Linked DNA regions of Mus musculus: regions 2, 3, 4 and 5 are each linked to region 1. The links are chromatin loops, found by intact Hi-C in ENCODE. Cell type or tissue: heart. All regions are shown on one strand. Each heading gives the region's core, and the rest is flanking DNA. Links, peaks and the distances in the headings are about the cores only. Region 1 has its middle 27 kb from the start of Mfsd4b5. Region 2 has its middle 35 kb from the start of Rpf2. Region 3 holds the start of Mfsd4b4 (major facilitator superfamily domain containing 4B4). Region 4 overlaps Slc16a10 (solute carrier family 16 (monocarboxylic acid transporters), member 10). Region 5 holds the start of Mfsd4b1 (major facilitator superfamily domain containing 4B1).

Region 1 (5,913 bases), core at 672-4,671:
TTAGGTATTTAACTCATTTACATTTCCAATGCTATACCAAAAGTCCCCCATATCCACCCACCCCCACTCCCCTGCCCACCCACTCCCCCTTTTTGGCCCTGGTATTCCCCTGTACTGGGGCATATAAAGTTTGCAAGTCCAATGGGCCTCTCTTTCCAGTGATGGCCGACTAGGCCATCTTTTGATATATATGCAGCTAGAGTCAAGAGCTCCGGGGTACTGGTTAGCTCATAATGTTGTTCCACCTATAGGGTTGCAGATCCCTTTAGCTCCTTGGCTACTTTCTCTAGCTCCTCCATTGGGAGCCCTATGATCCATCCATTAGCTGACTGTGAGCATCCACTTCTGTGTTTGCTGGGCCCCGGCATAGTCTCACAAGAGACAGCTACATCTGGGTCCTTTCAATAAAATCTTGCTAGTGTATGCAATGGTGTCAGCGTTTGGATGCTGATTATGGGGTGGATCCCTGGCTATGGCAGTCTCTACATGGTCCATCCTTTCATCTCAGCTCCAAACTTTGTCTCTGTAACTCCTTCCATGGGTGGTTAGCTTTTTTCAACTTGACACAAACTGGTCACTTGGGAGGAGACCTTAATTGAGGAAGTGCCTCTACCAGGTTGGCTTGTGGGCAGGCCTGCAGGAACGTTTTCTTGATAATGATTGAGTTGGGAGAGCCCAGCCAGCTGTGGCAGATGGCTGTGGGTGTGTAAGGAGACAGGTTAGGTAACCAATAGAAAGCAAGACAGTAAGCAGCATTCCATGGGCCATGGGTGTTCCAGTTTCTGATCCAGGTTCCTGCCTCAGTTTCCCTCAGGCATGAGCTGTAAAGTGTGAGTGAAATATGCCCTCCTCCATGATGCTTTTGGTCATGGTGTCTACCCTGGCCACTGAGACGGGCACCAGAACACAGTTCTCAGCCTCCATTTCTTCATACAGATTCCTCTGTTATCTCCTTGCTTTCTGAAGTTTGAAATATTTGCAGTTGTTGAGACATGCTGAGAGCTGAGGTTGCTGGCAGCCCAGTGTTTTTCAGCTGTTACCAGCACACTAATATGAAACTGTATAAGCAGCAAGAATACCAAGAAATTGAATATGTGATCCTCCCAGTTTACCCTCATCCATTCCCCCATCCCTTTTAGAGTTGTGTTCCTTTAAATCCATTAATGAAGTTGCATCTATGATAGTCCTGTCCTCTGAAGTTCCTCCAATGGCTGGATCCATATTTGAAATGCCACAGCTGATGTCATGTGGATTAGAAGCAGCAACAGCTGATCAAAACGACACAGGTCATGACAATGCACTACCCCAATTCCTCTTCTCTCTCTCTCTCTCTCTCTTGTTTGTTTGTTTGTTTGTTTGTTTGTTTTTTGAGACAGGGTTTCTCTGTGTAGCCCTGGCTGTCCTGAAACTCACTTTGTAGACCAGGCTGGCCTCGAACTCAGAAATCCACCTGCCTCTGCCTCCCAAATGCTGGGATTAGAGGCGTGAGTCACCGCGCCCAGCTCCTACTTCCTCTTCTCATAGCGAATTTATTTCTGAACATCTGTCCATTCCTGAGAAAAGCGCCTTCACGTCTGTCCAGACTGCCATCTACAAGGATTACTTAATTCTGAAGTCTTTCTAAAATCCAGACAATCAAGAGGTCTTTCATCGGGCCCATTACACAAGGAGCTGGTTTTTGATCTAGAGGTTTTAGAAGGAGTTGACCAAGGTCAAGATCTGTTAGCCTTGAAAGTAAAATGTCTTGGGTTGGGGAGCTCGTAAGTAGAGCACCTCAAAATGTTTTCACTGTTTCTACATAGTCCACTCCAGGTCTTGCACCGCTTCTAGAATTTGGAACGTGGACTCCTTGTTCCTGACCAGAAATTGGGCGGTGGTACTTTTACTTTTTCTGTGGCCTTCATCTGCATCCAGCTGCACTCCATTTAGTACTGCATTCGACTGGTCTCTGCCATCTTGGCCACAGCGAGAGAAGGAAGCGCTACTTTGCTGTTCTGTAATAACTACCGGTTGCTATCTGCTCTAACTTAGTTCACTGTGCATATGCTGGGCTTTGCGTCTCTTTCCGTTCCCTGGACCTGCTGGAGAGTTCCAGGGCAGGACAAGGCAGGGCAGGGCAGGGCAGGGCAGAGCAGGTAGTCCTGATTATGCTAGATGGCTCCAAGTGGTTCTGGTAGGCGCTTTTACAGTTCCTTAGCAGAACATGCTAGTGAGGTTAGAGAGACGCAGGCACCTACAAGCTTCGCACTTTTTTGCTTTATTTTTCAGACAGGATCTTTCTACGTCGACCTCCCAAATGCTGTAATTAAAGGTCTGCCTGCCACATTTCTTCTCTTTCGAAGCTGCACTTCCAAATTTCTCCGCCACGCGGCACCCATCAGTCAGCTGATGTCTGAGGTTCTGAGCAACAAGAGGTCTCCCGGGTAACCACGTTTCGCTTCCAGCAGGAGACCCCGCCCTCACTGGGTGGATCCTTCTTTAGTATCACGTGCTCACACTGGCTTGTGCAAGATGGGGCTTGAACGTCTTCCTCTTGCAACACAGGCATGTTCGAAGTCCAACTTTCCTTGACCTAATATCAGAAAGGTTCCTGGGGCAAGGTGGCACTAGGCGGAACCTACCGGATCTAGAAGGACGTTGAGTTCAGAGCTCCAGAGAGTTTGCCGAAAAGCTCGGCAGTGGCAAACCCAGTAGCCTGGAGTCGCCAAGCTGGAGCTGGAAGTGGAGTTCCGGGGTTTCGGGGCCGCGGCTGCTGGGCAGCGCCTCCTCCAGACCGAGACCACAGCGCAGAATGACCAGAAGGCGGTGGCCTTCCGGCGGAGTGTCCGCGCCAAGAGCGTGCTGCGCTGGTTCTCCACCGTGGTCCTGTATGCCGCCTTCCTGGGGCTGGTGAGAGCTGAGGCTGCACCCCTCCCAGGCTGGGGCGCGAGCCTCCTTCAGGGGACCTGCCCTTCCCAGCTCGACTCTCACATTCGCTCCCTGCACGTTCTGTGACTTGGCACTTCGGGCTCATCAGCTGTCTCATGGGCGCTATTTTAATCACTGAGGGTTGCTGTCCAGTTCGAAATTAATCGCACTGTTTTCTAACTGCAGCAAACTTTCCTAGCATTGCCTGGGTCTGTAGCCACCGCACTCTGAACTATTACTAACTCTACAATAAACTGATTTTTTTTCTAGCACTTCCATTTCTGGGTGGCCATCCACTTGGTTTTACAAATAGGCCCAAGAGGAAAGCGGCTTTTTCTTGGTCACACGGGTGTTTTAATGGTAGAGCCCGAATGTGTCTTACTCTGCCCACGATTCTATTGAAATCAATCCTGCTGCACTTCAGACATTTTCATAGAGCAAAATGTTACATTGGAAGTGCTTTTCGCCAATCCCTGTGTAAACTGTGAACATTTCTCTGTTACTTGGTAAATGTGATCAGGGGAAGTTAGGTTGGGTTCCCCCAAGAGAAAGCTACCCCCGGCCCTTTTAACAGCTTCTCAAAATTGGAAAGACTGACTGAAACCTTAAACACAGAGAAGCTTTCCTGTCAACTGATTAATTGCTTGGTGCAAACAGGTTCTCAATTCATTGCACTGTTAGACACGTTTAGCTATTCGTAACAAGAAAGTCTGAAGATGGCCAGGCTTGCCACCACCATTCTGTATGTCTGCAAACCAGCCGAGCTGCCCCTGCTACCACAGACATGACACCTCTCTGAGAAGTTTCCTTAAGGTATCATTTACCAACAACACCATCAGCTATTTTGACATTATTATTATTATTGTTGTTGTTGTTGTTGCTGTTGCTGTAACTGAACCCAGGATCTTATCCACTTAGCACACATGCAGTTGCAGCTGATCTGTACCCAGATCCTCAGCTGCCCTTTTTAGTACTTTATTTTAATACAAGGGCTCTCACTATGTGGCCTTGGCTGACCTGGAACTTGCCGCATAAACCAGGCTTGCCTCAAATTCATAGAGAACCACCCACCTCAGCCTTCTGAGTGCTGGGATTATAAATTCATGCCGCCACACTCAGCTTCACCGCTCTTTGGATAGTAGTAAAACTCAAGGAGAAATTAGATATAACATTGTATTTTACTAAACCTACACATGAGCTCACAACATGGGCAAGAAGATCCAAAGCTTAATTTTGTTCCACTAATTGAGGAACATAAATGTTCTCGTTTATCTTTCCGAGAGCGCTTTTCACATTTCTGAATAGGGAGATTTGATTTACTACACAACACACAGAATTTCCCCAAACTTAAATCTTAGCTTAAAGAACCATACAACAGCACCACCTATTGCCCAGAGTGAATTCAGAATTATCAGGACTCACTTAACATTCATGGCATGGTTGGAACTAATTTTGGAAGCTCGCTTATTGCCTACTGCATGGCCAGAACTAACTTTGGATATTGGCTACTTTGGTATGACTGTGGGAAGAATGGGAATCTCAAGGAAAACTATTCAGAAGACAAGAAAGAACTATGTCAGACAGCAAGTTCTAAATGAGCAGAGAACCTGGATAGAGTCGAGAAATGCCCCATAGACCAACCTTGGGCCTTGGGGACTGAAGAAATATGGCTTCCTAGGGTCCCTGGAACTCAGTCACATTTGTTCACTCCTAAGTCTGTATATCTCTTGAACATGGTCCAGTGGGAAACATTTTGTGGTTCCTTAGCATGAAATAAAGGCACATAGGATCACATAGCAGAAAGATCTTTCCTGAAGTTAGTGTGACCACTACATGTGACAATAGATCATGTGTGCTCAAAACCAACCCCTGCAGACATCGCTGAGACTGGTTTCCTGTATTTGCTGATGACTAAGTTATTAATTGCAGAGTCAGGGCTGTATTCCCAGTAAGTGTATGAGGCACAGAGTAGTGCTGTCCAACATATCCAAGAGAGCTTTCTCCTCTTCCTCTGGGGTCCTAGTGATGGATTAGATACACAAAGCCACATTGGCCATAGTAGCAGTGTTTCCTGATTTGAAGGTATTGATTAGTCCATAAACCCAATAGCTGCTGATTTGTCTTTGTGTTGTTGTTGTATGACATTAGCCTTAGATAGCCTCCATGGTACTATGTATCTTCACATAAGGAAGTGGAAAGGGATCAGGAGAGTTGGTGATAGGAGAAAAGGTTTTTCAGTAACAGATCAATCTTGATCCATGAGTTAAGCTGTCCGTACCAAGGATGTCTTCTGTTTCTTGGGGGAAACAATCCTGGTCAGGTTTGCTATAAGGTTGCCAAAAGATGTTTAGTTTCAAGAGTCTTGAGAGTTGTCCATCAGGGACTGAGGGCATTAATGTTTTGTGATACCAGAGCAAACACTAGTATGGTCTCTTCCAACAGAGGAAGCCACTTAATGGTGTCATTTCTAAAAGACTATTGTTCAGGATCCAGGTCGTGAAAGTACAGGTCATCTTCAGTGGGCTGCTACAGATTTCTTTCACTTGGTGAATATGCTTTGGCCTTAACTCCTGAGTCACATCACACTTCATTTGAATGGAGTGAGAGATACTTGGAGTCTATCACCAGGGGTGTGGCCCTGCAGGGGATTTGTCACAAGGCTTAGTAAGTCTGTGCTCTCCTATGTGAGTCGATCCAATTGCCACCAATGGGTCACACCAGTGATAGACAATTTGGCCCATCTAGGAACTGGCTTAATGTTACTGTGTTTGTGACAGTGGTGCTGGGAAACAAGTATTGATTGCTATTGCTGAAGAATTGAGGAGGGGAGGATATCCTGAGAAGAAAATACATATTTTTTTTGTCATGGTAGCTGTTTATAGCATTAGCCTTTCTATATAGAAAAGCTTCCATCCACCTAGAAGAGTAGCACTGAATTAGCAAATGAATAAACCTCAAACTGTTCAGGAGTTGCTATGGGATAAGGTTTTTATTATCTTACCAAAA
Region 2 (5,913 bases), core at 944-4,943, 250 kb before region 1:
GCACTACACGAGATTCTTCCAACCAAGCATGAGGGTCTAACCTGCCCATTTGCTGTATTAACCTAACAGGTGTTAATGGCTCACTGTGGTTTGGGTTTTTATTCCTCTGATGACTAGTGATGTTAATTTTTATTTCATGTGCTTATTAACCATTTGTATATCTTCCATGGAGAATGTTTATTAACAGAGATTTTGTTTTGTTTGAGACAGGGTTTCTCTGTAATGGTCTGGCTGTCCTAGAATTCACTCCTTAGACCAGGCTGGCCTCAAACTCATGGACATCCATCTGCCTCTACCTCCTGAGTTATTAGCTGGGATTAAAGGCTTGTGCCACTAGGCCTAGCTACTTATATTACTTTAAAGGGCCTAGTCATGCGGTGGCCAAAGGTAGCAGCCCAAACTGGAAGTTGTGAATTTTGTTAACCAAGTAGATACACTTTCCAAAAAATAGTGTTTCTATTCCTGCTCTGGGTCTCCTTGCTTTCTCTTGTCCTAGGTTGATGTGTGTCCTCACCTATTAGAGACAGGTCTTACTGTGTGCTCAACCAGGGTAGTCCTCACATAGTGTGCTAGCCTCCTTTGTCTCCATGGTGACTGCATTCCAAGAGTTTCCAAAAAGGCCTTTGGCTCTCACACATCCAGGTACGGGACTTTCTAAGCTGTTTTCTGGACTGGCTGCTAGGGTTTTGGTTCAGGGTAACTAAAAACTGCTTTTGATCCTCTCAAAGGTCGATTCTTAGCATTGTAAAGCCAAACCTTACTTCCTTCAAGTAGTCTGGTTGTATCTGAAAATATGACCTCCCTGCCAGGTCTTGGTAACATAATCACCATTGTTAGTTGTATTGTTTCCAAGCTTCACGAGCTATAGATAGCTTAGCAAATACACTTTCTTAAATGTGCCTGTTTGGTCAGGGTCCAGGGTTCCTAGCCATAATCAGTAAAGTGAACAATAATTTTTATTGTCTCATCGTTGCTAGAACTATAATTTTAAAATATAAATAAATATATATATAATATACATATATTATATAGACATAAATTTAAAATATAATGTTTTATAAATATAAATTCAAACATATCATATATTATATATTTTATAATTTATATATTTATAAATAAATATTTTATAAATATATACATTTTATATATAATGTATAATAAAATTTAAAGTTACAGAAGCTTCCAGCTAGGATGGCAGACTGGAATGTGTCTCTGTGAGACCCACTGAATATGAGCCACAATAAAAAAGGAAAAATGAGCGGGGCTGTGTTGAATTGTGCCTTTAATTACATCCGTTGGGAGGCAAAAGCCTAGAACTCAGAGTTTTTGCCAAACTATCTATATAGCTCATGGAAGCTTGGGAAAGATACAGTTAGCAATGGTGAGTATGTTACCCAGACCTGGCAGGGAGGTCATATTTTCAGATACTTGAAGGATCTAAGGATTAGCGGAGTTCTAGGCCATCCTGGTCTGCAGAGCCAGTTCCAGGACTGTCTGGAAAAATTAAAAACAAAACAAATAAATAAACAAACAAAAAGCAAAACCGAACAAAACTAAGGTGGATACTGGAAAGATGGCTTGATTGTTAAGATCACTGGCTGTCTTCTAGAGTCCCCGGGGTTCAATGCCCAGCATACAACTAATTCTAGTTCCTGGAGATCCGGTGCCCTTTCTGGCTCCCCACGGGCAAAACGCTCACTCACTTGAAGTAAAAATAAATAAATCTAAAAGGATGGGAGAGCAAGCTTCAGAAATCCTTGAAGGTATTGATAGGATACCTGAAAGAGCTGAGAAAAAGATGCATGCTGTATGGAAAAGAAGGCAAGTCTTAGTCCCGCAGTACGTAGCCCTAAATGGGTTACATCTGAAACGTAAGCCGGGTGGCCCTGGTTAAGAGACTAGCTACCCTACCCTCACGACGAGTGCACAGCCTCACAAAGCCTCATATCCAGCTGAAGACTGTAATAAACACAGAGGCACAGAACAGCAGCGGAGAAGCATCCTTTGTATCACTTTGTATGGCTTACAAGGATTGGGAAATGTACCGACTGGAGAGAGAGCCACTGTTTGAAACGGAGCTACCTTGTGTGCCTGAGAACAAGAAACAAGTAAAGCCAGTTTATTCTGCCGCAGCTATGGGACTAGAACCTGTCTAGGGAGCAGGCAGAAGGGGCTGGAGCTCGGACTGGTTGATAAGTGGGTGTGGCAGGAGGTTGAACTCAGGCGGTCAAGCTCCAGGAAAAGGGCCCCCCACCCTCAGTAACTGAGCAGGCTTCACCTGCTGAGACCAACCCGGAGCTGGAGCTTGAGCGTCCTGAGCCGGAGGAGGTCAGCTGGTAGATAACTCTGAAGCCACTATCTGAGGAGAGCCTGGAAACTGAAGGCCCAGAGGTCTGTCTGTCTGTCTGTCTGTGCGGACCCCAGCTGCATCCCTCCAGCAGGGTGGTGAACATACAAGTGGTCTGAAAGATGGAAGTCAAGTACAGAGCACAGTACAGCCTTTACATCCCACACCCACAATGCCCTCGGGAGACACCTCCAGCTACCACAATAGCCACCAGGGGGTGTACACTGGAGTATTTCTCTACAGAGAAAAACTTGCCCAGCCCACAGACTGCAAAGCTAAGTATGGCCAGTAGAGGTCCCCTGTACCCAGAAAGTGACGGCTCTGGTGGCCATGGGTACTGAATACAGGCTCAACGCCAACCTAAACCACACGAAAGGCAAGAACCCTCAAGTCCAAATGACCTTCCCATCCAAGCGTATAAAGAGTAGCTTCTAGTTTTTGAAAACTTTTAGAAAACCCTTCAACTGTTGAACTCCAAGATGGAGTGACAGATGAAGACTTCAAAAGTTCATAAGGAGGGCTAGAGAGATGGCTCAGTGCTAAAGACCACTGACTGCTCTTCCAGAGGTCCTGAGTTCAATTCCCAGCAATCACATGGTGACTCACAACCATCTGTAATGGGATCTGATGACCTCTTCTGGTGTGTCTAAAGACAGCTACAGTGCACTCTTATACATAAAATAAATAAGTCTGTCTGTCTGTCTTTCTTTCCCAATTTTTTATTAGATATTTACTTCATTTACATTTCAAATGCTATCCTGAAAGTCCCCTATACCCCCCCACCCCCCCACCCACTCCCACTCCCACTTCTTGGTCCTGGTGTTTCCCCTGTACTGATCCCCTGTACTGAGGCATATAAAGTTTGCAACACCAAGGGGCCTCTCTTCCCAATGATAGCCGACTACATATGCAGCTAGAGACACAAGCTCTGGGGGTACTGGTTAGTTCATATTGTTGTTCCACCTATAGGGTTGCAGACCCCTTCAGCTCCTTAGGTACTTTCTTAGCTCCTCCACTGGGGGCCCTGTGTTCCATCCAATAGCTGACTGTGAGCATCCACTTCTGTGTTTGCCAGGCACTGGCGTAGCCTCACAAGAGACAGCGATATCAGGGTCCTTTCAGCAAAATCTTGCTGGTGTATGCAAAAGTGTCTGTGTTTGGCGGCTGATTATGGGATGGATCCCCGGGTGGGGCACTCTCTGGATCATCCATCCTTTTGTCTCAGCTCCAAACTTTGTCTCTGTAACTCCTTCTATGGGTGTTTTGTTCCCAATTCTAAGAAGAGGCAAAGTGTCCACACTTTGGTCTTTGTTCTTTTTGAGTTTCATGTGTTTTGCAAATTGTATCTTGGGTATTCTAAGTTTCTGGATTAATATCCACTAATCAGTGAGTACATCTCATGTGAGTTCTTTTGTGATTGGGTTACCTCACTTAGGATGATGCCCTCCAGGTCTATCCATTTGCCTTGGAATTTCATAAATTCATTGTTTTTAAGAGCTGAGTAGTACTCCATTGTATAAATGTACCACATTTTCTGTATTCATTCCTCTGTTGAGGGAAATCTGGGTTCTTTCCAACTTCTGGCTATTATAAATAAGGCTGCTATGAACATAGTGGAGCATGTGTTCTTATTACCTGTTGAAACATCTTCTGGATATATGGCCAGGAGAGGTATTGTGGGATCCTCCAGTAGTACTATGTCCAATTTTCTGAGGAACTGCCAGACTGATCTCCAGAGTGGTTGTACAAGCTTGCAATCACACCAACAATGGAGGAGTGTTCCCCTTTCTCCACATCCTTGCCAGCATCTGCTGTCATATGAATTTTTGATCTTAGCCACTCTGACTGGTGTGAGGTGGAATCTCAGGATTGTTTTGATTTGCATTTCCCTGATGATTAAGGATGTTGAACATTTTTTCAGGTGCTTCTCAGCCATTCGATATTCCTCAGTTGGGAATTCTTTGTTTAGCTCTGTGCCCTATTTTTTAATGGGGTTATTTGGTTTTCTGGAGCCCATCTTGAGTTCTTTATATATATATTGGATATTAGTCCCCTATCTGATTTAGGATAGGTAAAGATCCTTTCCCAATCTGTTGGTGGCCTTTTTGTCTTATAGACAGTGTCTTTTGCCTTACAGAAGCTGTGCAATTTTATGAGGTCCCAATGTCAATTCTCGATCTTGCAGCACAAGCCTTTGCTGTTCTATTCAGAAATTTTTCCCCTGTGCCCATATCTTCGAAGCTTTTCCCCACTTCTCTTCTGTAAGTTTCAGTGTCTCTGGTTTTATGTGGAGTTCCTTGATCCACTTAGACTTGACCTTAGTACAAGGAGATAAGAATGGATCAATTCGCATTCTTCTACATGATAACCACCAGTTCTGCCAGCACTATTTGTTGAAAATGCTGTCTTTTTTCCACTGGATGGTTTTAGCTCCCTTGTCAAAGATCAAGTGACCATAGGTGTGTGGGTGTAGGGAGCGGGTGTGGCGGTAGTCCCAAGATGGCGCTCGAGACTGCAGCCAAGTCTTATGACTTGCACCTGACTTCCTCATACACCGGAAAATAATCCACGTCCATCGTGAGAGCTGCGAAGGCGCACCATGACAAAAGATCAGGCCATTTGACGAAGGCTAATGAACTGAGATTACGCGGACTGGGCTGATGGGGCGTGGTTGAGGGGTTGTATAAGGGATTGCGATTGGGGGCTAGGAGAGATTCCTGCTTGCATGTTAAAAGGTTCCTGAATAAACTGCTTTGAGAAGAACCCTGTGTAGTCGCTCTTTTCTGCTGGTTCGGAGACAGAAGCGACATGTGGGTTCATTTCTGGGTCTTCAATTCTATTCCATTCGTCTACCTGTCTGTCGCTATAGCAGTACCATGTAGTTTTTAATCACAATTGCTCTGTAGTACAGCTTTAGGTCAGGCAAGGTGATTCCACCAGAGATTCTTTTATCATTGAGAAGAGTTTTTACTATCCTAGGTTGTTTGTTATTCCAGATAAATTTGCAAATTGCCCTTTCTAATTCGTTGAAGAATTGAGTTGGAATTTTGAAGGGGATTGCATTGAATCTGTAGATTGCTTTTGGCAGGATAGCCATTTTTACTATATTGATCCTGCCAATCCATGAGCATGGGAGATCCTTCCATCTTCTGAGATCTTCTTTAATTTCTTTCTTCAGAGACTTGAAGTTGTTATCATACAGATTTTTCACTTCCTTGAAGTCACACCAAGGTATTTTATATTATTTGTGACTATTGTGAAGGGTGTTGTTTCCCTAATTTCTTTCTCAGCCTGTTTGTCTTTTGTGTAGAGAAAGGCCATTGATTTGTTTGAATTTATTTTATATCCAGCTACTGCACTGAAGCTGTTTATCAGGTTTAGGAGTTCTCTGGTGGAATTTTTAGGGTAACTTATATATACTATCATATCATCTGTAAATAGCAATATTTTGACTTCTTCCTTTCCATTTTGTATCCCTTTGACCTCCTTTTGTTGTCTAATTGCTCTGGCTAGGACTTCAAGTACTATATTGAATAGGTAGGGAGAAAGTGGACAGCCTTCTCTAG
Region 3 (5,913 bases), core at 1,271-5,270, 61 kb after region 1:
GTCTGTCTTGTTCATGATGTCTCGTCCATGTCTAGCCTCTTCCATCAGGCTAACAGAGGTGCCACACTAAAGGACAACTGGCAAGAGAAGGGTGGAAATCGCATCCCCACAGTAATCTTTGGGTGGGTCCACATAGGAAGCCTATAATACCCCTAGGTGCCCAACTGCCTCTTCTGGAACATGTACATACACACTGGGCATCAGAAAAAAATGATCTCTTAGGGTAAGCTATCGTTCTGGAAACCCTCTCCAACAACAACTTACAAGGTATACTCAGGATGTCCTGTCTACCCCAAACACAAATACATAAGCCACTTCATGGGACACAGAGGCACCACCCTTTTCTGAATCGGCCATTTGGAACCTCACGTCCTCGGTGATCCCAAGCCTTGGGCTGGGTGGAAGAGCATCACTGTGTCTCACTTAGGACTGAGTGATCAACAGTCTCATTCTCAGCCCTCTGACTGACTTCTACCCACTGCAAAAACAAAAGGCTGAGAGTAACACTTATGTAGGGGTGTAAACACAAGTCTTTAGAAGGCAGTTTGAAACTACATGCAATCAGGAAACCAGAAGTAGGCTCCTCCCTGGGTCTAATGATTGCCCCAGCCATGGGCTTTGAACTGACTTACAGCACTAGTCTAGAGTTCTGTCCTGTGGAGTAGGTCTCAAAACCAAGCAGAAAGTGGTTAGTTACCTCCACGACACTTATGCCACCATTATACGCAGGGGGCATCTTGCCTAGTAGGTTGGTATTGTAGCAGGCAGAGTTATTCTCACTTTAAAATGCCCTTAAATTTTTTTCTTTTTTTTTTTAAAGATTTATTTATTCATTTATTATATGTAACTACACTGTAGCTGTCTTCAGACACTGCAGAAGAGGGTGTCAGATCTCATTACAGATGGTTGTGAGCCACCATGTGGTTGCTGGGATTTGAACTCAGGACCTTTGGAAGAGCAGTCAGTGCTCTTAACTGCTGAGCCATCTCTCCAGCCCAAATTTTTTTCTTTATCAATCTATTTTTAGATTTTTATTAAAAATGTTTATGATACAATGTATTTTTTCTTTTTTAAAAAAATTAGATATCTTCTTTATTTACATTTCAAATGTTATCCCCTTTCCTAGTTTCCCCTCCGAAAACCCACTATCCCCTCCCCCCTCCCCCTGCTCACCAACCCACCCACTCCTGCTTCCTGGCCCTGGCATTCCCCTATACTGGGGCATAGAACCTTCACGGGAAAAAGAGCCTCTCCTCCCTGACTAGGCCATCTGCCCTTAAAATTTTTGTGTTCTAAAGGTCCCACTAAAAATTTCAAAACACACACTTTGAGGCCAATCAGAAAACATCTGAAATAGTCTAAGCAAGAAATGAAGACAAGCAGAGTAGGAATGGAGAGGAGTTGGACGCCAATTTAAGAAACCTTTCCGAGACAAACAGGGAAGAAGTTAATGATCGTATGATTGAAGATAGAAAGTTGGTTTATGGGTAACAAGACCAAGTTTTGTAGTAGCTTGGGAGTCTAAGTAAGAAGGGATATCAGAGACAGAAGTGTAAGTGGAAAAGAACTTCAGATAAAAAATAGAATGTGATAACATTTGAGGCTATGGTCCCTGTGGTCAAATCTGTAGTCACATAAGAACACGGTTTTCCTTTTTCAGCTAGCATAGCTATTTGGCAAAGACAGACTGATGTCCAAGTCCATTCAACAATGGAATTGCCTGCAGGTTAAAATAAGTGTGGGCATGTGGGACCCGATTTAGAGCGTTTCTCCCAGGAAGGTAAAGCCCCTGGACGTTCCCCAAGCTTGTTTTCCCTGATCTCTAAAAATACAGCCAGAAAGAAGCTCTTTGTTCTCTATAGCCAGCAAAAAGCCTTTGTTTCTATACTTTACAACCAGAGATGCCTGCCTTCCTGTGCTGAGGACACGGAGATAAAAATTCAGAAAGAACTCACTCCCCACTCCTGCCTTATAAATTTCACCAAGGATACCCAGAAGAGAAGAACTCTCCTCCCAACTCCTCCCAACTCCTCCCCAATTCCTCAGCTAGCTGTTAAAAGCCCCCTACTGTTACCACTAAGGGTCAAACTCCCCTGCCCTGCACGGAGGAGGGACATCGGGACATCGTCCTCAGCTAGCTGATAATAAAACCTCTTGCAGTTTGCATCAGGTGTGGTTTTCTCTCGAGTCACTGAGGTGCTGGCCAGCTCATCCCAGGACTTGAGCGGAGGCCCAGCTTCGGGGGTCTTACAGGCAAGTGCATGCAACTCGTTTTGTCCCAGATTCTTTCTTTAGCTATTGTTTCACCATTCAGTAAAGGCCAGCGGGTTGTTGTCTGGCCTTTAGAAGCTGCTACTCTAACCTAATATTCCTATTTATAGATGGGACTGCGGTGGGATTCTGAGTGTTGTGTAAACTAACTGAGATACTTCACGTGTGAGTTTACACGTAAGGATCCATAACTATCTGTTCAGTGAGAAGCTGACGTTCAACATTCTTGTACGTCTAAGGAGCAAGGGCAACAGTTTGTAAATCATGTAGAGACAAGACCTTCGGGTTTCCAGGTGACCCAGGAGGCTGCGGAAGTTGCCATCTTGCAGTTCCAGGCCGGGTTTCTTCCAACGTTTTGCAACTTTGGATCGTCTTGTGCATGGGTTGCAGCTTGTACATCTTTGGCCTACATTCCCCAGGCCGGGGAAACTCACCTAATTGAGACTTCTCACCTGGGCCAGGCTGTCCGATCCCCAAGGCAACCACATCAACTTCCGGTTTGAGGAAGTCTCCTGATTGGCCGGCGGCTTTATTTCCGGCCTGTGATCCATGCAGGCGCTCTGCTACCGTGAGGGACACCGCGCCTGCGCGGCGGGGAGGCTCCGCTCCCAGGTCACGCTCGCGCGGGCAGGTCCTGGCGTTGTTGGCTCCCGGGCCGGGCGGGGCCGGGCACCTCCCTGCACACCGGAGGCCTGGTGCACGGAGCACGGCAGGTGGAGCCGCCACACTGGAGTTGGAGCTGGAGTTCGGAGGGGCGGGAGGGCAGCGGCTCCTCCCAGCCGGCCCGGGCGCAGAGAATGAGTCAGAAGCGGTGGCCTCCGTGCGGAAAGGCCGTGCCCAAAGCGTGCTGCGCTGGTTCACCACCGTGGTGCTTTGTGCCGCCTTCCTGGGGCTGGTGAGAGCTGGGCCCAAACCCTCCAGGCCACGGCTGGAGCAAGCGTCCTGCAGGGAACGTGGTCTCAGTGCCCTGCATCGTGCGTGACCCCTGGTGTATATCGGTTAATCCTCCTGAGTCTCAGTTCTGTCATCTGGAAAAACGGGCAAAATTAATACGTTTCCAGCACGAGCAAGCTAAGTTTCCTCCGGAAAACGGGGAGATACAAGATGGGGAGCCTGCTCCCCTTCACCCACTCACTGAAGCTCTAAATTGATCCCAGAAAAGCAGCTTTGAGGGGGCCTGACCAAATCCAACCAACTGCTTTATTTCGCAGATGGAAAAAAGGGCCCAGAGAAGAAAGTGGCTTTTCTGGTTAAATGATAGTATCAAGGACATGTTGCTTACCCTGTACACGGCCCTATTTAAATCAAGCCTTTAGATACTTAAATGATTTTCTTCACTCAAGTGCAAGAACTAAAAACGCCATAAAGACAGTGTTCCCCAGTGTAGCACCTGCTGCTGACCCGAAATGTCCTTTTGTGGACCAGATGGCTGTAACTCATTGTGTAGATCAGGATGGTCTCAAATTTCAGAGATCCTCCTGCCCCTGCCTCCTGAGTGCTGGGATGAAAGCTATAAACCACTGACCTAAAGTGATAACTTTTGACTCGAGTGCTATGAGAGCTAAACCTTTGACGGAGTCCCTTCTGGTCCCTCAATTGGAGCTTCAGTTTCTTAAAATTATTTTGATGGGAAAGTAGGGAAGAAAGAAAGCGTTGCAGGTACTGGAGCCCCTCGTGTGTAACAGGTATTGCAAGTGATTGCAGGAAGATCTGAATGAACATGCTGTGGCCCTGTGTGCTCCTGGTCTTTGTTCTTGGTTGCTGGTGCTTGGGGCAGGGAAACCACACGTGGGTTGGAGCAGAACAGTGCAGCACAATCAGGTTTTGTTGTTTGTTTATTACGTACAGGGCGCTGGCTGGCCCAGGACTTCATGCTAGGCTTTCACCCAGCTGTGTCCCCAGCCCACAATCCACAGTTCTCAAAACTCAGAAACGTTTCCTTAAAGGTTTTTAGGAACTTCATCTAAAACGCAAGTCTTTAGTTCTTGGCAGTATCTTGTGTAACATCTTATTGTTAAAATCATTCTGTCCGTGTTATATTTTGCTAAGAAAGCCTTACAGCCCTTACATCTCCTGATAGCTTTGGAGTGTGAGGAAAACTGTAGATTAGATTATTTATCGTCAGCATTAGACAGTTCAAAGGGACAACTTCTTGTGTGCCAGAAATATTGGCATCTTAGTGTAAAAATCAAAATTTGGTGCTTGGTAATTAAAAATTTTTAGCAATTAAATTTCGTATTTATGCATGTAGCATATTTGAAAATATAAGTATATATTTTGAGAATAGTTTGTTACATTCTAAATCCTTGTGCAGATGGTGTGCGTCGAGGCCAGAGGTGTCTTGCTCAATTGCCCTCCACCTTATTGACAGGGCCTCCCACTGAACCTGGAGCTCACCCATTCAGCCAGACTAGCTGGCCGGTGAGCCCTGGGGATCTCTTTCCTTTTTCTTCGGTGTGGGGTTCTAGGCATGCTGCTGTTTCTGTGTGTCCTGGCTAGTTTATGTCAAGCCAACACAGGCTAGAGTCATCTGAAAAGAGAGAACCTTAATTGAGAAATGCCTCCACAAGATCTAGCTATAGGGCATTTTCTTAATTAGTGACTGATGGGAAGGGCCCAGCCCATTCATTGTGGGTAATGCCATCCCTTGGGCTGATGGTCCTGGGTTCTATAAGGAAGCAGGCTGAGCAAGCCAGTAAGCAGCACCCCTCCATGGCCTCTGCATCAGCTCCTGTCTTCAGGTTCCTGTCTAGTTTGAGTTGCTGTCCTGACTTTCTTCAGCGATGGACTATGGTGTGGAGGTGTAAGCCCTTTCCTCCCCAACTTGCTATTTGGTTATGGTGTTTCATCGTAGCAATTAAAACTCAAACTAAGACAAGTTGGTACCAGGATAGTGGGGTATTGCTGTGACAGGCCTGAGCGTGTTGTTTGGGATTGTGGAAGGACCATGCTGTTCTTGTAGGAATGGGGAAGATAGGAAATGTTGAGAGCTGGGGCTGGAGAGGTGACTCGGGTTTAGAGCACTGGCTGTTCTTCCAGAGGTCCTAAGTTCAATTCCCAGAGCCCACAGCTATAGCTGTCTATAATGGGATCTGATGCCCTCTTGTGGTATGCAAGAGTGCGTGCAGACCAAGTACTCATATACATGCCGACATCTAAAAAGAAAAACAATGCTGAGAGCAGTACAGTCGATGGAGGCCTGGCTTGGGAAGTTTCAGAGGGAAGCAAAGACTCCCAGGCCATTGGAGTTGAGAATCTGTGCCTTTGCTTTGCTGGGGTAATAGATGCTGCTCAGCTGGGCCTGAAGAGTCCATTCCAGATTGTCTGGGAAGTGTTTTCCCAGAGTCAGCACACAGGAGCTTCGTCCCAGGAGTGGCCAAGGTTGCGCCTCCTCTTGGCAGCCCACTGTAGTATAAGTCACCAGGTAGTGCTGTCTTTGGAGGCATTAAGGAGTCGTGGAGAAAAGCTGAGGCCTGGCACTGTGTGGTAGGGCTGGAGTCTATGAAGAGAGCCCAGGAGAAGCTATTAGTGAAAGCGTTGCAGCAGAAGACCCCCACATTTTGGAGATGCCAGTACCTTGGGATGGCCACCAAGATCAGTGGGTGTAAGTGGAGTGGAGGGGTTGGAGCCTAAAAGACAGTT
Region 4 (5,913 bases), core at 650-4,649, 82 kb before region 1:
AAGAGCCTGGACTTCATTATGTTAATTGTTCCATGAAAACATTATTAAGTAAAATTGAGTGTGCCAAATACTGTACGAGATTGTCAAGTTCCAAGTAGTTACTGCCTGTGTGTTAAGTTTAAACTCCAGAGCTGGTCTTCTTGACAGCAATTAGTATTGAAAAAAATAGGAAGAAAAATAAGGTGTGTATCTATGTCTGTTGTAATTATGGTGAGGTAGCTGGAAGTTTGGTCTGTGATTTTAGTAGTGAAGGGCATTGAATTTGAACCAGGCATGATAGTTCACACCTATAGCATTCAGGAGATGGAGGCAGGAGGATTATGAGTTTGAGACCAGCCTGGATACATGATATCTATTTCAACCAAGCCAAGCAAGACAAAACAAAAATTAATTAGTATAGTTTAGTTTTCCTGGAGTTTGTTGGATTGCGACTGTTTCTAAGACTATCAATGTTCCTTTCATAGTTGTGGACAGAACAGAAAGATATCTGTAACTAGGAATAGTAGGCTCTTAGGCTCTGTGTCTCTGAACCGCTGCCTCCTCTTCCTGCTTCTTAAGTAGAGACTAGACCTTTGCTTGAGCTCACTGTCCTGGGGGCTGTTGGCTTCTGGGGTCATCTCTCGGAGCATCTTAATATAACTGAGGCATCGTGTGGCAATAGAACCTGGCTAACTTTTGGATAAAAATAACTCCTTAACTCTTTGGCTACTTGCTACCTTTTAGACATTTTGGTTATGTTTAGGCCTTTTGTCTCAAGCATCAAAATGTCTTTTACTTGTTCAGGATCATAGAAAGCGAGAGTCTGGTTGTGTCAGTTAGTTTTAAGTCAACCTGATACAAGCTAGGGTGATTTGGGGAGACAAACTCTCAGCTGAGAACATCCTCTGTAGATTGGCCTATAGGCATGTCAGACAGACATTTTTTTGATAAATGATATGGAGGGGTCCATCTCACTGTGGGCAGTGCTACACTTGACCAAGCCAGGAAGCAGCATTCTGCTTTCTTTGATGATGAACTGTGGTGTGGAACTGTAAGCTGACGTAGCCCCTTTCCTCCCTAAGCTTGCTTTCGGCCATGATATTTTATCTGAGTAACAGAGACCACGGCTCAGACAGACCGTACTCTCTTATGCATCTTATTCACTATTGTGAAACTACATTTATGCTTTCATTGAAGTTGGGTCAGTGAAAAAAAGACATTTCAATTTTTTAAAAGTGGGAGAATGGAAGATTTTATTCTTTCAGTATGAAGCTGGGTTTGTTGCTACACACTATAATCTCAGCCCTTTAGATGTGGAGACAGGAAGGTTGTATGTTTTAAGACCAGAATATCTATTCTTGCCTGTTTTGGTACCCACTGTACTTTTAGACATACAGTTATTGTACTATCAAGACTACGCAGCTGTTTAACACAACGGGGTCAGAAAAGCCACCTGGATTATGACTGTTTTTAAGTGTTTCTTAGTGCTATGTCAATAGACAGCGTGTGTAACGGCAGTGGTGAAAGCTGCCATTCCAGAGTTGGTTTCAGTCACCATTCTTCAGGAACTGCCCTGCTTCCAACTTCTAGCACACACCACTGGCCACCACACCCATTCTTTTTATGTGGCTGCATAGCGTCTAACTCAGGATCTCATGCTTTTATGGATGAAAACTGAAAACTGCCATTGTGAATCCCACCCTCTCTCAGGTTATGCACCCCTAGAGCCCTTAGGTTGTAACCAAGCTTGGTGTGGTGATGGGTTCTGTCCACTTGACACAAACTGCAGTGGCCAGAGAAGAAGAGACCTCAGTCAAGGAATCACTTTCATCAAATTGGCTGTGAGCGTGCCTGTTAGCGTGCCTGTGAGCGTGCCTGTGAGCGTGCCTGTGAGCGTGCCTGTGTGTGTGCCTGTGAGCGTGCCTGTGAGCGTGCCTGTGAGCGTGCCTGTGAGCGTGCCTGTGGGGCGTGCCTGGGGGGCGTGCCTGGGGGGCGTGCCTGTGAGCGTGCCTGTGAGCGTGCCTGTGTGTGTGCCTGTGAGCGTGCCTGTGAGCGTGCCTGGGGGGCGTTTTTTTCTGACTAATGACTCGTGTGAGGGCCCAGCCCCTGTGAGACTGCATCCCTAGGCAGGTGGGCATGAGCTGAATAAGAAAAGTAGCTAAGCAAGACCGAGGAAAGGAAGCCACCCTCAGTTTTAGTGCCTGCTTCCAGGTTCCTACAGGAGCTCTGCTTGGCTTCCCTTAATATAGGAAACAAGGCTTTCAATCTGTAGTAACAAACTTAAGGTCAGTTTAGTGAAAATGAAGCCATTTTTAGAATACCAGTCTGCAGAAAAGGACACCAGCATGAAGATAGGCAAAAGTGGCTGACATGACAGTTAGTGCAAGACAGTGAGGTTAAAAATTCCTGATCTGGAGAAACCCTGCTCTCCTTTTCCCATCAGCTGTTGACCCAGTTGCACAATCTTTCTAAACTATACTATCTAGTCCAAAGACTATCTATCTATCTATCTATCTATCTGTCTATCTGTCTATATGTACATACACACGTATTTACACATTTGCTACAAAGCCTTAGCTAATGACTCTTCTGGGGCTCAGTCACATGGCAGACTCCTGCAGTTTCCCAACTCAGTTCTAAGACAAGCAGGTAGCCCCTGGGGTGGAAGGCAGCACCTCTTGCTTCTCTACGACTCTTTGAGCTCTAAAAGCACCTCAAATTGAAAATGGACCAGAATGTTCTAGTCCTCACTCTGGCCATGGAGTGTTACCTGGAGTATAAGCCAAACAAACCCTTTCCACCCCAGCTGCTTTGGTCTTGGTATTTACCACAGCAATAGAGAAGCAAATTAGGACTGTATCCTATAGGCCAGTAGGAGGGAAATCAGAAGGGAAGATGCAGTGGTGCCTGCTTCTGTCTCTCACGTCCCTGCTTTGTTGCCCTGCTGCCACTGGAGGGCACCTGGCAGGAGCGTTCTGTCCACTCTGAGCCGCTGTGCATGTGGACAAGCTCTAGGCTAGCTCAAGTGACCCGTGGAGAGGTCAGAACAGTGCCTTGTAAACTAGTGTGTGTGCACAAGCTTTCTTCTGATCATCCATTTGGGATTTTCTAAGGCTTAAGACAACTTTCAGGAATTGTTTCTTTCCTTTCCCCATGGAGTCCTGGGCCTGGAACATAGGTTCCCAGCCCTGGTGACAAGAACCCATGTGTGATGGGCTCTTCCTGGCTCATTGTTTTCTGTCTGAGGTGGGCTCTCACCATATACTTCAGGTTGGCCTTAAGCTGTCAGTTCTCCTACCTCCATTTCCAGGAATGTAGAACTTACCCATAAAGTATAATGGGTTTCATGGGTTAAAAAATAATCAAGTGCTTGAAGAATAAATGTGGGCATGATCTCTCTAAACTTTATAATATCTAGTCCAAAGATTTATTCATATGTACATATACATATATGCATATTCTTTAGTCTTTATATATACATAAAATATATATATATAAATTCTGACTAAAGAATGTGCAGGCAGGTAAGGGGAGTTACTATTTAAATGGTTATGCTCTTGCTCCCTAATGAAAATAGTAAGGAAATATGATGGACTCAGTGAAGTTGATTCTGTGTTATCAAAGGAAGAGGGCAATTTCCCGAGAGCAGAGTTAACGTGAAGCTGTCTGTCCTAGGTTCTCTCCTTCTTCTTCATTGGCCTGATGTCCATGATGATTCCCCTGTGCAGCGCCTTCGGAGCCCTCATTGCTGTCTGCCTTGCCATGGGTCTCTTCGATGGATGCTTCATTTCTATCATGGCGCCCATTGCCTTTGAACTAGTTGGTCCTCAGGATGCTTCCCAAGCAATTGGATTTCTACTTGGATTCATGTCGATACCCATGACTGTAGGCCCTCCTATTGCAGGTAAATATAACAATTCTTCTATAGTAATTATACTAATTAGTAACATTTCCTACTTTGGATCCTAAACCTCATTTATTTGTAAAATATATCATTAATAGTCTCTTGTGAGCTTTCTCCATCTCATTTTGTTTGTTTGGTTTTTGTTTGGAGTTTTTGTTGTTGTTGTTGTTGCTTGTTTGTTTGATGGGTTTTCAAGATAGAGTTTCTCTGTGTAACCCTGGCTATTCTAGACCTAGGCTGGCCTCAAACTCAGAGATCCGCCTGCTTCTGCCTCCTGAGTATTAGGATTAAAAGGGGTGCACCACCATCTTCTGGTGCCTCATTTTTAATAAGACCATCTGTTGACAGTAGGTTAAAAACGTTTGTTGGGAACAGTCTGCGAGTATGTGTGTGTGTGGTTTTTGGGGGGTGGGGGTGGGGGTGGGGGAGTCTGTTAAGTCCAGGGCCTTGTATATACTAAGCAAGAACTTGCCACTGAGCTACATTCCCAACAAAATAGTACTTGTTGGGGCATTATGGGTGTTGAAACTTGGGCATGGGGTATACTAAATGCATATTCTTCCATTATGCTATGCATTTAGCCCCTACTTTTTCACAGTTCTGTTAGTATATATGTTAAGCAAATGGAAACATAAAAATGAAGATTCTGATAGAGTTCTAAGCATATACTACTTTTACCTAAGAAAACATACTCCTTGAAAAATGGTTGAAGAAAATTACATTTAGTGGAGAGAACTTGGTTGTCTATCAAAACATAACTATAAAAATAATGTGGTGGTACAGATCTATAATCTCCATATTCAGGAGGCAGAGGCAGGAGAAGAACTGCAAGTTCAAGACCAGCTTGGCCTGCATAGTGAGTCCTAGGAGAGCTATGGCTGTGTATAAGACTTGACTCCAGGGGGCTGGAGAGATGGCTCAGCTGGTTAAGAGCACTGACTGCTCTTCCAGAGGTCCTGAGTTCAATTCCCAGCAACCACATGGTAGCTCACAACCATCTGTAATGGGATCTGATTCCCTCTTCTGGTGTGTCTGAAGAAAGCTACAGTATACTCACATACATAAAAATAAATAAATATATCTTTAAAAAAACAAAACAAAACACTTAACTCTAGTCAGCCCATAGCCAAAAAGAAAGACCCAGAATCTACCATCCATGCAATGGAGAGGGATACTATTCAGCCATAAAAGTACTAGAGTGGAACACTGATACACACTACCAGGTGAATGAGTGCCACGAACATTACGCTAGTGAGCAAAGCCAAGTATGAGAAGGTCATATATCTCATGATTCCACTTAGATGAACTATCCGACATCTCCATAGAGACAGAAAACAGGTTAGTGAGTGCCAGAGACTGGGGAAGGACTTGAGAGGAGTACTTAATAGGGATGGAGTTCTGTTTGTTTTTTAGCATCATGGGAAGTAGATGTAGCATAGAGCATTGTGAGTTTACTACTTGCCACTGAATTGTTCACTTTCAATAGCTGACTTCATGTTAAGTAAGTTCTACCTTTAGAAGTCTTCTAAATAACTGAGTGATGTCTTACTTGGGTACTGGGTACTGAATTAGATTTTTCAATACAATTAGGATAAAGTTTTAATTATATATAGTTATGTTGCATGATAGAAGGGGCTCAGTGAACCTTAGTGAACCTCAGTGAGATTCACCTTAATTCATTCTTGTGTCTGAAACCACATTGCTGATCCAGGATGCAGGACTATTACTGAGCATATTAAGAGAAGCCTCTATTTCTTGATTGTTCATTTAGCTCAGTTTGGGAGATTTCAGGTCTACAGGCATTATAGTGGGAATAGCGTTGCTTCAGTAGGAATAGTAACTGCTTACAGACCAAGCGTAATGAGAGAGGTGTAGCAGGACACTTCTGAAGTAGGAAGAGCACACAGCCACTGACCTGGAGAATTACTCTGCCCGTTTCCTCAGTGGTTCAGAGTGCTTATTTACAGAAAACCTGTGTATTAGCGGCCACACATGCCGGGCTGGTTGATCTGTGTGAGACGCGTGCATTC
Region 5 (5,913 bases), core at 814-4,813, 65 kb before region 1:
CCCCCCAAGATGTGAGAAATCGTGTGTGTGTGTGTGTGTGTGTGTGTGTAGAAATGAGTAACTTGAGAGAAGAAAACTGAGCCCACGATGTTCTAAATGATAGCTCCAACTCTGTGGCTACAGAGAGTCCTGGTTAAAATCATTGGGCCACAATACAAAACTAAAAGACATGAATGTGGAGAAAGGGACGGGGGAGGGGGGAGTGTGACAAAGAAGGAGGAAGATAAGAGAGGGTGGGGGTGAGGCCAAACATCCTGCACTAGTCACGTATGAAACTGTCAGAGAACATATGTAACCATTTTGTTAACAGGTTAAGGAAGCTAGAGTTATTTAATTTTGTGGAGAAAACACCATGCCATCAAGCGGTGGGCTTACCACTGAGGCAGTCATGGAGGTGCCATAGACCCCACAGCAGCTCAGGTGAGGGAAAGCTGGATTTTAAGATTTCAAAGTAAGCCATCACCAGGGATGATGGTTTGAGTGCTGGTATTCAGCCTGTGGAAAATAAAGTCTCGACAGACTTGAATACTGAGTCTTAGACCAAAGCCATGGCTGGAGGAGCTGACAGAATTGTCTGGGAGATCCATAGACAGCTGAGCATGCACAGACCAGAGGTATCAGGGAGTCCCAGCTCAGGGTGGACTGTTGGGAGAGGGACAGTGGAGTGTGAGGGTGAGCTATCTTTAGAATGATTTTTAAAAAAGACAGAAGACTCTGAATTAGAGATTTTTAAAAACCTGAATTTTAAGAGTCTATGTTTATATTTATCTATAAGAGACTGATAACTTTCAATCCTAAATCTGATACTGTGAGTTATAATTCTCAAGTTAGGCTTTATGAGTAAGTTAGAATCAGTTTGTTTTCACTTAAAAATTATTTTATCCTGCTTAGGGCCAGTGTAGAGGAATTTTAATCCAGCAACATGGCTGCTCTGGCCAGAGATCACATTAGCTTAGGAAAGGAAAAGAACAGGTCTGTGTGAATTGCCTGGAGGACACACTTTTAATCCCTCTGACCGGAATACAAACCTGTCTTTAGTGCACACCTTTAATCCCAATCAATGACATCTACTTGAGGGACAGACAAAGTGATGAATCAGAGAAAGAGTTGACAGAATGAGCCAGAGATAGGATGCACCCAACTGACAGGAAAGGAGCATCGAAGAGACTGGGGCTGGGCCAGAGGGAGTGAATCAGCTTAGTCCGTTCAACTCCTGCAGTGCAGTTGAGTTCAGCAGAGTTCATTCATGAGTTCCGTTCCATTTGTGCAGTGCATGCAGGCCAGCAGAGCCAGAAAATAAGGAGCCAGAAGATTAGAACAAATTGCCAAATTGTTAGAGGCCAAGCAGAGCGAATCAGTGGGAAGCTGAGAGAAGCCAGATTGAATCAGTCAGCTTGGAGAGGAGTTTGAGCCAGAAGAGCTGAGTTGAACCAGCCAGCCAGAGTTCAGAAAGAACTGGAAAGGGTGAGTTTATGCAGCAGCAAATCTAAAGCATTCTAGATTAGATTGTATCTAGGCTAAAAGTTTCCAGGCCTAGGGCTAGGGATACATAGAACAGAGAACGGAAATCCGTGGGCTCAGCCCAAGCTGTGTATTCGCACAGCTGTGTATGGCTCTCTTTTCATCCCATCCCATCATGAGGAAATAAATGTTTCTTTTACAGGCCAGTAACATTTTGTCTTTTTGTCGTATTTTTTATTTTCCTGATTTTCTCAGTGACCTGAGTGGTCAGCATGTTCTGGTATGTCAATATCTACTAGATTAAATGACATCACAGATTACAAACTTTTAGCCTTTTTAAAATGCCATTAAACATAATGACTTGTTCTGTAATTAAAATTAAAATTTATCAGATAATAAGCAACCTTTAACAGAAGTCAGGTTTTCTCCAAGTGGATAATTTACAGGAACATGGTTGATTTTGTTTGTTTGTTTTAAACAAAACAAAACATTCTTCCAGCTTTCTTCTTGACCATCTTATGAAAGAATGTTTTTCTCGGTATAAGTGATCAGTAATACAGAGATCAAGGAGGTTTTCAGGTGGAAAGAGCATTTTTCAGATAGATGATAAAGTTACATTGTTGTGTAACTTGAGTATAGCAAACGGAACAAATCCCGACAGCTGTACAGCCTTTCTCAGGCATTGCCAGGCTCTAATCATTTGTGGAAATTTGAACTGCCGTGCTTTTGAAACCACAAATTTGAACCCACACATGTGTCTTGAGCTATTTGGCCGTTGACTAGGCCCGTGATTGCTGACTGATCTTGGGGAACTGTATGTTCTCTCTGTGCTTGGATTCTCTCTGGACACCCGGGCTAAGGTGAGAAAGGAGCGTGGGGAGGATTGATGTGGCTCCAGGAGCCTATTCCGGAGCTTCAGCAGGTATCACTAGCCTGAAAGTTGAATAAAAGACCTGGAAAGCTCAGGTGTGGACGGAGGGTAGGGGTGGGGCGTGTAAAGACGACCTCCCAGCTAGCACTGGCGTGTTCCCTCAAGAGTTAGCAGCACACTTTATAGAAGCAGTAGCTAGGCTGCAGTAGCAGCTCTAACACGCGCTGAGCTCCGTTTCCTAGGCAACCACCATGACTTCCGGTTTGACTCCAGGTTGGCTAGTGGCCTGACTCTGTCACGGGAACCGCCACGATTCTGCAAGATGGAGAGTGAACATAACTCGGTGGCCAGCTGGGGCCAGGGTCGAAGTCCAGCCGCCGGAGGTCTTGAGTCAGGACGGTCCCTGGGGACAGTGCTATCAGGAGGGACCTCGGAGACTGGAGGAGCCTGAGTGCCGAGCCCCAGAGGGTGCACCGGCCCCCAGTAGCTCTCCGCAGCCGCCAAGCTGGAGCTGGACGTGAAGACCGGGAGCGTCGGGCCGGTGGCTGCGGCACAGAGGCTCCACCAGGCGGAGACCCGGGCGGAGAGCGAGCAGGCCACGGTGGCTTCCCGGCGGAGTGGCCGGACCAGGAGCGTGCTGCGCTGGTTCTCCACCGCGGTCATGTATGCCGCCTTCCTGGGGCTGGTGAGAGCCGAGGCTGCACCCCTCCCAGGCTGGGGCGCGAGCCTCCTGCAGGGGACCTGCCCTTCCCAGCTGGACTCTCACATTCGCTGCCTGCATGTTGTGTGACCTTGATCGCTGGGGCTTCAGTTTCATCCGCTTAACACATAGGCACTATTCTAATCACCGAGGGTCACTGTCAAGAGCGCGGGTGATTTTTGCCTAACATGATTTCCCCCTACAATCTATCTTTGTAGGGCTCCTCTTAGTACTAGGGAGACAAAAAAAGAGAATGCCAGGATCTGTAGCCACTGTCCCCTACACCTTAATTATTATACAGAGAAATACTTGGCTGGGGTGGGGGCTCTCTTTCTAGTGGCTTGATTAAATTACACCAACTGCTTGATTTTTACAGATTTTACAGATATAATGGCAAGAGCAAAATGACTTTTTCTTGTTCATACAAATGTTTAAGCGGTTGAGTCAAGCGCAGCCCTTACTCTGGTACAGCCCTCTTCAAACTAACTTCCATTGTATAAGTGATTTTCATGGAGCAAAGTACAAGGCTGTATGCGCTTTTTACAGATCCTGGAGCTACCCCCAATTCAGTGTTTGTGGCAAAGCTCCCCATTCCCTATCACTTCATGGTTGTAGGCCAACAGGGTCGAGAGGGTGAGTCCCCAGAGGAGAATAGCTTACTCTCTTCTAGACTCTGAGCCACACTCATTTCTTAGATTGTACTAATGGGACGGGATAAAGAAATCCCTGCAGATGCTTACTGAGCGCTCGCTCCCTGGGCTGGGTTTTGAGTCTTTGGAAGACGTGAAGTGTTTTCACTCTTCGTGTGTGAGCTACTTATTGCGAACCTGCGCTCACTCTGGTTCGTACCAATGCTGTCTAGGTAAGGTGCACAATTAACTTTGGAGCACAATGGTACAATTAGAATCGGTAGTTCTTGAAATGTAAGTCAATTAGAAGCTTTAGTTAAGGGATTTCTTCTAAGTTCCAATTTATTAGCCTGTAGGTCTTGTTACTCCTATTAAAAAGAAAAAGCTGGAAAAGTTCATTTTTGCTTCTTCTTTATACAAAGTGATGTTGCAGGAACATCTGAGTCAGGACTTAAAGACAGAACAAGAAAGTCAAGTTCAGAAGGAGCAGATTTTGATAGTAGGTCAGTTATCACTGTTGCCCATTTCTGGGCAGTGGCAGCCTAGTGGGCTGAGTGCCTGTCTGCTCAGTCCCTTTCTCCTGAACTTTGTCTTAGTTTGTAGTTTGTTGACGTTAAGGTCAGTTACAGTGTCCTACCCAAGAGTCTCTTTCTATTTGGTCCATTTGTGGAATTGAAAATGTCAATGGCAGGTTATTTTTCATAGTTCTTTAAGCTTTCCTCATGTTTTGTTACATAAGTTTCTATGGGTACAGAAAAACATTCATGACTCTTGAGGTAATACAGTATACCCGGAGTCAGTTACGATAGCCCCTAAGAGGATAGTGCCAAGACACTGAAATGGACCAAGATCAAACAATACACTTCATGCAATAGGTGCTCAATAAACTTAGACTCCCATTGGTCTTGGCTGGTATGACGGTGGTTAAGGTCCACAATGGCTGTAAGAGTGATTGCTGATGTAAAGAAGTGTCCAAGTTTGGCATGGTGACACACACCTGCAATCCCAGCACATAGGAAGTGAGGTAGAAGAATTAGGGTTTAGGACCATCCTCAGCTATATAGAGAGTTTGAGGCCACCCTGAGCTACATGGGGCTCTATCTCAAAAACAAAACAAAAAAAAGGTATCTTTTGTTTTCCTGAAGAAAATCATTAGTTCAGTAAGTTCTACATCCATCAACACTGTATGTAGTCTGAAGTCCTATGTATTAGAATTAAGAACATCAAAACTGTTCTGAAGCACGGCTGAGGATAACTGCAGGAAGTCTGTAAGACTGCACTGAGGCACAACATTAAACTAGAAACTTTGGAAGCTTTTCATGGCAAACTGAAAATCAGCACTTAAGTTTTACCAAATTTCAGCCCTACTGTGACATCTTTTAAAGTCAGACTAAACTTTCAAATGCTGTGAATTACGCAGACATTCTCTCACCCCCGAACTCCTTCCCCCACACCAAGTTTGTCCAACAGTTTGAAATGGCTGCAGAAGTCAAACCTTTAAAAGGTCAAAATTTACTCTACACTTTTCTTATGGGTTAGTATTTTCCATGGCAAGAAACCAAAACTACCAGATAAGAGGTATTTTAAAACCAATGACTAGTTGCTGGAGAGGTGGTGCAGCGTACTGCTCTTGCAGGGAGCACCATTTGTTCCTTAGTACCTAGGCTGGGCTGTCTATAACCCCCAGTGACTCCAGCTATGGAGGGACCTGATGCCTTTGTCCTTCTGGGGACCTGAGTATCTCCTGTGCACAGCACATCTGTACACATAATTAAGGAATAGTTAAATAATTAAATCTGTAAAAAAATATTTAACAGGCATTTGATTGCTTTTTTTGAAATTAGCAGAAAATAACAGACAAAAATCTCCCAGGATTTTGTAAGATATTGTTCCTTAGATTTAAGTTTATCTTCTAGAGGAAGAAAAACTCCATATCAATTGACTTCTTTTGTGCTTTCATGGTTCCTTGATAATCAAAGAAAAATTTAAATAAATTATGGTTCATGTTTCCTGCCTTTAATAAAAAACTAAAAGAAATTTTCTTTCATCCTTTTACTCCTCCCTCCTCTCTCCTCCTCCTCCTCTTCTTCCTTTCCTCCTCTTCCTCCTCTTCTTCCTCTTCTTTCTCTTCCTCCTCTTCCACTTCTTCTTCCTCCTCCTCTTTCTTTCCCTCCCCCCTCCTCCTTTTGACAAAATCTCTACCCCAGGCTGGTCTTGAACTCATTTTGTAGCTGATAATGACCTTGAACTCG

Evidence for each region. Peaks named below come from ENCODE experiments on the same cell type or tissue, not always from the same donor. Only the 100,000 strongest peaks of a DNase experiment are listed, where the experiment ranks them.
Region 2: it touches region 1 in a loop (2.8-fold over the local background); 22 of 42 quality-filtered maps call a loop at or near these places.
Region 3: a loop joins it to region 1, with 3 times the contacts of the local background. A loop is called at or near these places in 13 of 42 quality-filtered maps.
Region 4: a loop joins it to region 1, with 15 times the contacts of the local background. A loop is called at or near these places in 5 of 42 quality-filtered maps.
Region 5: a loop joins it to region 1, with 2.5 times the contacts of the local background. A loop is called at or near these places in 9 of 42 quality-filtered maps.

The regions. Positions count from the first base shown.
Region 1 is chr10:39,956,846-39,962,758 of GRCm38, reverse strand. It overlaps the pseudogene Mfsd4b3-ps and a transcript of Mfsd4b5 not described here. Among named protein-coding and RNA genes, the nearest start is that of Mfsd4b5, 27 kb to the left of the region's middle. In heart, for the core only: CTCF peaks have their summits at 2,367 and 4,298; a DNase peak (open chromatin) is centred at 2,448; H3K4me3 peaks cover 1,236 bases; H3K27ac peaks cover 857 bases.
Region 2 is chr10:40,209,319-40,215,231 of GRCm38, reverse strand. No RefSeq gene overlaps it. Among named protein-coding and RNA genes, the nearest start is that of Rpf2, 35 kb to the left of the region's middle. In heart, for the core only: a CTCF peak has its summit at 2,594 (motif pointing right); a DNase peak (open chromatin) is centred at 2,611; H3K4me3 peaks cover 434 bases.
Region 3 is chr10:39,896,167-39,902,079 of GRCm38, reverse strand. Mfsd4b4 (major facilitator superfamily domain containing 4B4) reads left to right here and starts at 2,874. Exons shown (of 5, transcript NM_001384225.1): 1 at 2,874-3,166. In heart, for the core only: a CTCF peak has its summit at 3,106; a DNase peak (open chromatin) is centred at 2,819; H3K4me3 peaks cover 1,543 bases; H3K27ac peaks cover 1,507 bases.
Region 4 is chr10:40,038,569-40,044,481 of GRCm38, reverse strand. It overlaps Slc16a10 (solute carrier family 16 (monocarboxylic acid transporters), member 10), which reads left to right. Exons shown (of 6, transcript NM_001114332.1): 5 at 3,655-3,883. Among named protein-coding and RNA genes, the nearest start is that of Mfsd4b1, 16 kb to the right of the region's middle. In heart, for the core only: a CTCF peak has its summit at 2,930 (motif pointing right); no DNase peak of the experiment used is centred there.
Region 5 is chr10:40,021,997-40,027,909 of GRCm38, reverse strand. It overlaps Mfsd4b1 (major facilitator superfamily domain containing 4B1), which reads left to right and starts at 2,642. Exons shown (of 4, transcript NM_144821.4): 1 at 2,642-3,017. The coding sequence starts at 2,994. In heart, for the core only: a CTCF peak has its summit at 2,895; a DNase peak (open chromatin) is centred at 2,739; H3K4me3 peaks cover 1,275 bases; H3K27ac peaks cover 1,067 bases; H3K27me3 peaks cover 690 bases.